Regions from separate parts of the Homo sapiens genome. Here region 2 is linked to region 1. A link is an interaction called in ENCODE POLR2A ChIA-PET data of the cell type or tissue named here. Cell type or tissue: IMR-90. All regions are shown on one strand. Links, peaks and the distances in the headings refer to the core of each region. The heading gives the core; the rest is flanking DNA. Region 1 has its middle 5.3 kb from the start of ADAMTS15. Region 2 has its middle 35 kb from the start of MIR8052.

The links. ChIA-PET counts read pairs that join two places held together with the same protein. Peaks named below come from ENCODE experiments on the same cell type or tissue, not always from the same donor. Only the 100,000 strongest peaks of a DNase experiment are listed, where the experiment ranks them.
Region 2: POLR2A ChIA-PET joins it to region 1 with 15 read pairs; 5 of 35 experiments call an interaction of 5 or more read pairs at or near these places.

The regions. Positions count from the first base shown.
Region 1 is chr11:130,441,903-130,444,715 of GRCh38, forward strand. No RefSeq gene overlaps it. Among named protein-coding and RNA genes, the nearest start is that of ADAMTS15, 5.3 kb to the right of the region's middle. In IMR-90, for the core only: no CTCF peak of the experiment used is centred there; a DNase peak (open chromatin) is centred at 999; H3K27ac peaks cover 167 bases.
Region 2 is chr11:130,630,099-130,632,911 of GRCh38, forward strand. No RefSeq gene overlaps it. Among named protein-coding and RNA genes, the nearest start is that of MIR8052, 35 kb to the right of the region's middle. In IMR-90, for the core only: no CTCF peak of the experiment used is centred there; a DNase peak (open chromatin) is centred at 1,193.

The sequences.
Region 1 (2,813 bases), core at 25-2,524:
AAAATGAAAAATGGAAATAGGATGGTCTTACCAGAAGAAAGGCAGCTGAGGTCAGAGGAGTCCCCAGGGCTGGAATTTAACAGGAGAGGAGTGTTTCAGTTATACATCTGCTGCTCAGGGATAAGGTGATCTTTGTTGAGTCACTTAAACTCTGAGTCTTAGTTCTTCTTACTCAAAAAGGAGATGTTAATAACTCCTGTCCCATCGCTCCCCTCCCTGAGTATTTTTGTAAGGATGGAATGATAATATATATCAACTTATTTACAAGTCATATGGTATTTTGTATATGTCAAGTATTTTTATTAGGAGGGAGGATGAGCTAATGGAAGAAACCATGCTACCTGGGAGAGCAATCAATTTTGTGTTGGGACCTCATCTGGGTTGCAGGAGCCCGGAGGTGGTCCTTTGCTAGAGATGGGGTGGAGGCCTGAGGCTCAAGGTCAAGCTCAATCTTGAAGCTACTCTTTGTTGACGGTGGGAAAAGGGGCATACTGGGAAGAGTAGAGGAGATAGAAGCTTTTTGGCAGGAAAAACTAATTGCTTTCTAAATCCCTAGATAGGAGTTGAGGATTTAGCATCCATCTCATCTCTATTTTAGGCATTCTCCTTCAACCAGCCTAAAAGCTAAAGGTGCAGCTATACGCAGAATAGCCAAGAGCTCCAAAGTAATTTGTCCTGGGGCGTGTGTGTAAATCTATAAAATAAATGATTGAATCAGGGAGCCCTAGATTTCAGGGGGGTAGCTGTTATTTAAGACTGTCTAAGGGGGATTCAGGGTGAAAGGAGGCAGCCTGGAACTATTGTTTGTTGAGTTTGTCCAAGCCACATCAAGACCCTTTGCTCTAATTTCCTAGCATCCAAGAGAACAAATACAGGAGTTAGCACCAGAGAGACTTCTACTTAAACGCTTAGCCCCAGAGTCAAAAACAGAGTGGGTGGCTGAGAGGGAAAAAACAGAGTTAAATATTTCCTCTGAGTAATGAAGAATGAACTCAGGCCAGGGCTGTAATTCATGGGGCCTTAGATGAATCTCCAGCTGCTTCAGCTGTCTCTGCATCTGGGAGAAGACCAGCCAAGAGCTCCAGCAGTTGTGGAAGCCAGTGGATGATGGCAGCTCAGTCATTTAACACTCGCTGGGCCTTCCCGGGGGCTTCCTGAAGCCTGTGCCTTTCTATACTTTGCCTGCTTTGCCCACCTCTGTGGCACAGATTCCAAGAGGAGCAGATTAAACGCATCTGGGATTTTTAGGGATCTTTGGTAAAGAATGATCAAGTCCTAAGCTCAAAACATGATAAATTTGTACATCTGTTTTCATGCTGCTGTGTAAAAACCGATTTAAGTCCTAACATGGTAGGCCAATGATTTAGAATAGCTAATCTGGGGAATTGGGAGACTTTCCTAAGTCATTTCCCTGCCCATTAAAATCTTGCCCAGATCATAGTGCTTGTCCCTCCACCCCGTTTTTCTCCTTAATTATTTTCTCCTGTTTTGAAGAGATCCTCCAGGATGCCCAATTTCACAGGTAGGCAGAAGTCATCCTGTGATGACTTCTGTGATGACTTCATCCCGTGATGAAGAAATCTGCCGGGCGCGATGGCTCATGCCTGTAATCCCAGCACTTTGGGAGGCCAAGGCGAGTGGATCACAAGGTTAGGAGTTCGAGACCAGCCTGGCCAAGATGGTGAAACCCCGTCTTTACTAAAAATACAAAAATTAGCTGGGCATGGTGGCGGGCACCTGTAATCCCAGCTACTTGAGAGGCTGAGGCAGAAGAATCGCTTGAACCCAGGGGGCGGAGGTTGCAGTGAGCTGAGATTGCGCCACTGCACTCTAGCCTGGGCGACAGAGCAAGACTCTGTCTCAAAAAAAAAAAAAAAAAAAAAAAAAAGAAGTGAAATCCAAACCTAATCCTTGTGGCTGCCTCCTTCTGGCCTCTGTGAGTTACCTTTTTGAGTTGATCTTCTACCTGGAACCTGCCGCATCCAGCTGGCTTGACCAGGAAGTTAACACCTCCTCTGGGGACTGTCATGGAGACTAGTATAATAGGAAAGGAAGCCCTCCTTTTGATGAGTTTCCAGACAAGTGTGGCTGCAGCCCAGTCTCGGGAAAAGGGATGAACACACAATTAGCAAAGGGCAAGCGAGTTCAAATGGACTCTGCCTATGCTGGAAATGGGATGCATATATGCCAGAGGAACTAACAAAAAAGAGCAACCAGAGCTGTGTGAGTTAAGTCAAGGGGCTTCCTATAGGAAGTGAGGGTTATATAGGCAGGCATGGATGAGGCTGAGAGGCCATTCTGTATGGGAGGAAAGGCTCACATAAATACGCATGCTGAAAGAACACTTTCTGAGCAGGAGCACTCAAGCTAATGAATTTAGCTAGGGCCAGGCTTTCAGATGAAGAGTAAAGAGAAACGATTTCATGAGATGAGTAGAGAAACTGGCTGGGTAGCCTTAGGCAAGTAACTTCCTTTCTCTGGACCTCAGCTGCCACACCTATGGGATGAAGGTAGTGGGCTAGGTGACTAGGGTACTAGGCTAGGTGACTGGGGTATTGGGTTAGGTGACTAGGGTACTGGGCTAGGTAACTAGGGTGCCAGGCTAAGGTTTTTGTCAGAGAGATGTAGAAATACATAATTATGAGAGAAGTATGTCAGGCACTCGCTCTATGAGAGAGCCACATTTTCATTGTGGAGATGAAGTATCTTGTCCAATATTTTACAGACTGTAAGGGACCAAGCTGGATTAGAATTGGGTTGATTCATTTGCTCAGTATCTTTGGAGCGCCCCTGTGAGCCCAGCACTGTGTCAG
Region 2 (2,813 bases), core at 159-2,658, 190 kb after region 1:
CCTTGGTCTCCCAAAGTGCTGGGGGGTTCACAGGTGTGAACCACCACATCCAGCCAAAAGCCTTTAATTTAACTAAAGAAGAGATGAACCACCTCGGTCTGCAATCACGTATCATGTGCAGTTTTAGTTTTTGTGCTTTTTGTTTCTCAAATTCTAAAAGATGTGATAGTAGTTAACATTTTAAAAATTATTTATTTTCTTTTTTTTTGGAGACAGGCTGTATAAGACTCTGTTGCTCAGGCTAGAGTGCAATGGCATGATCATAGCTCACTACAGCCTCCAACTCCTGGGCTCAAGCAATCCTCCCACCTCAGCATCCCAAGTAGCTGATACTACAGGTACATGCCACCATGCCTGGTTAATTTTTATTTTTTATAGAGACAGGGTCTCATTATGCTGTCCAGGCTGGTCTTGAACTCTGGGCCTCAAGTAATCCTCCTGTCTCGACCTCTCAAAGCGCTGGGAGTAGAGAGAGGTGTGAGTCACAGTGTCCAGCCTAGTTAACGCATTTTTGGTACTTTCCATATGTCAAGTGTTATACTGATATTATATAATTTAATTTTCACAACAGTCTTATAGGTAGTATAGTATTGTTTTCCTTTTATAGGCGATGAGACGGAGGCACAGAGAAGTTAAGTAACTTGCTCAAGGACAACAGTTAGCAGATGACAGAGACGGAGTTCAAACCCAGGCTGTGTTCCCGGCACTCCTTTAGCTACTATACTTTACTGCCTGTTGTTTTATGATTCAAAGACGTGAATCCATGAATTGAGCGTGTTGTGTGTGTGTCTCCCAAAACTACAGAGTAAGAAGTAGGGTAAGAGTAGGGAGTGGGCTGGGTGCGGTGGCTCATGCCTGTAATCCTAGCACTTTGGGAGGTGAGGGTGGGCTGATGGCTTGAGCCCAGGAGTTTGAGACCAGCCTGAGTAACGTGGTGAAACCCTGTCTCTACAAAAATTACAAAAATTACCTGGGCATGGTTGCACATGCCTGTAGTCCCAGCTCCTCAGGAGGCTGAGATGTTGAACCTGGGAGGTTGAGGCTGAAGCAGCATTCTAGCCTGGGCGACAGAGTGAGACTCTGTCAAAAAAAAAAAAAAAAGGAGTGGTTTATTGTAAATGGAGGTAGGACTAATTCTTGAACCATATTGTGGTTTTGCAGGAGGTGAGTCAGATGGCTTTTGGTGAGTCAGATGGCTTAGTTAAGTTGACCCAGCTATTGGGATGGGTTGTGCAAAGCCCAGGCACAGGGTTCAGACTCCATCTTCTGTGTTCTTCTTAATTGACAAACTGCAATGGCTGTCTTCAGAGTCTTGGTTTTCTATGGTGGTCAACTCCTGAGTTCTTATGATGTCGCTGGGCACAGAAAAAATAAACGGAGAAGGTAAGGTAAGAAGGGAGTCCTTATAAAGGTGGAGCTGAAGGGTGTTTTAGGGGGACCACTCCATCTCTCTGTCTGTCATTCAAAGGCACAACTATGCCCAATGACTTGGAGTAGCAGGTCTGAGGGGCGTTTAGGTTGATCCCTACTTTCTTTCTTTTTTTTTTTTTTTTTTTGAGATGGAGTCTCACTCTGTCACCCAGGCTGGAGTGTAATGGTGTGATCTCAGCTCACTGCAACCTCTGCCTCCTTTGCTCGAGGGATTCTCCTGCCTCAGCCTCCCAAGTAGCTGGGATTACAGGTGCCCGTCATCATGCCTGGCTCATTTTTTTGTATTTTTTAGTAGAGACAGGATTTCACTATGTTGGCCAGGGTGATCTCGAACTCCTGACCTCAGGGTCCGCCCGCCTCGGCCTCCCAAAGTGCTGGGATTACAGGCGTGAGCCACCGTGCCTGGCTGATCCCTACTTTCCATGGTTAGTTTCCCAGGCCTTGGTTTATGAGCAATAAATTCTCCCATGAGGTTTGTCTTTTCGTTTTATTGGAGGACGTTTTCTCATAAAGTCCCTTTCCAGGCCATCAGAACTCCCCAAACTCTTGGGAACTGCATTCCATCTGCATGCCTTGTGATTTCCTTCCCCCCAACCCCCACCAGTGTATCCTCTTCTCTCTCCTATTAGTAGTCAGGATGGGCTTTGCACGACCCATCTCAATAGCGGGGTGAACTCTAAATAAGCCATCTGACTCCGTGTCAGTCTTTCTCTCTCTCTGTCCACCCTACACCAACTTATGATCCCAAGAAACTTTGTTTTCCTAGGGCTGCCATTTTGAAAATGTTGCTTCCTACTCTAGGAACTGCTTTATGAGTAAGAGACACCTCTCCATTAGTCCATGAGGTTAATAATATAAATCTATAGAGAACTTAGGTACCATCCAGTTAAACCAGGCTCTTAACGTAAGGATTGTCTTTACAGTGTTTATGTCAAGCAGTCATCTAGTGGCTGGTTAAACATCTCCAGTGACATGGAACAGTCAGTTCAATTTTTAGACAATTCTGCTAGAACCCTTTTTGTTATAGCAGAAATGAGATATCCATAGTGCCCACTAATGGGACAATGGGATGTGGATGTGTCTGTAAGAATGTGAAGGTCTTTTTATGGGTTTTCTCCATTATTCACCCCAATAGTTTATTTATTTTGAGACAGAGTATTGCTCTCTGTTGCCCAGGCTGGAGTGCAGTGATATGATCATAGCTCACTGCAGCCTTGAACTCTGGGGCTCAAGTGATCCTCCCATCTCAGCCTCCCAAGTGGCTAGGACTATAGGCATGCACCATCACACCCAGCTAAGTTTTTAATTTTTTTTTTCTTTTTTTAAGAGACAGGGGTCTCAGGCCGGGTGCGGTGGCTCACACCTGTAATCCCAGCACTTTG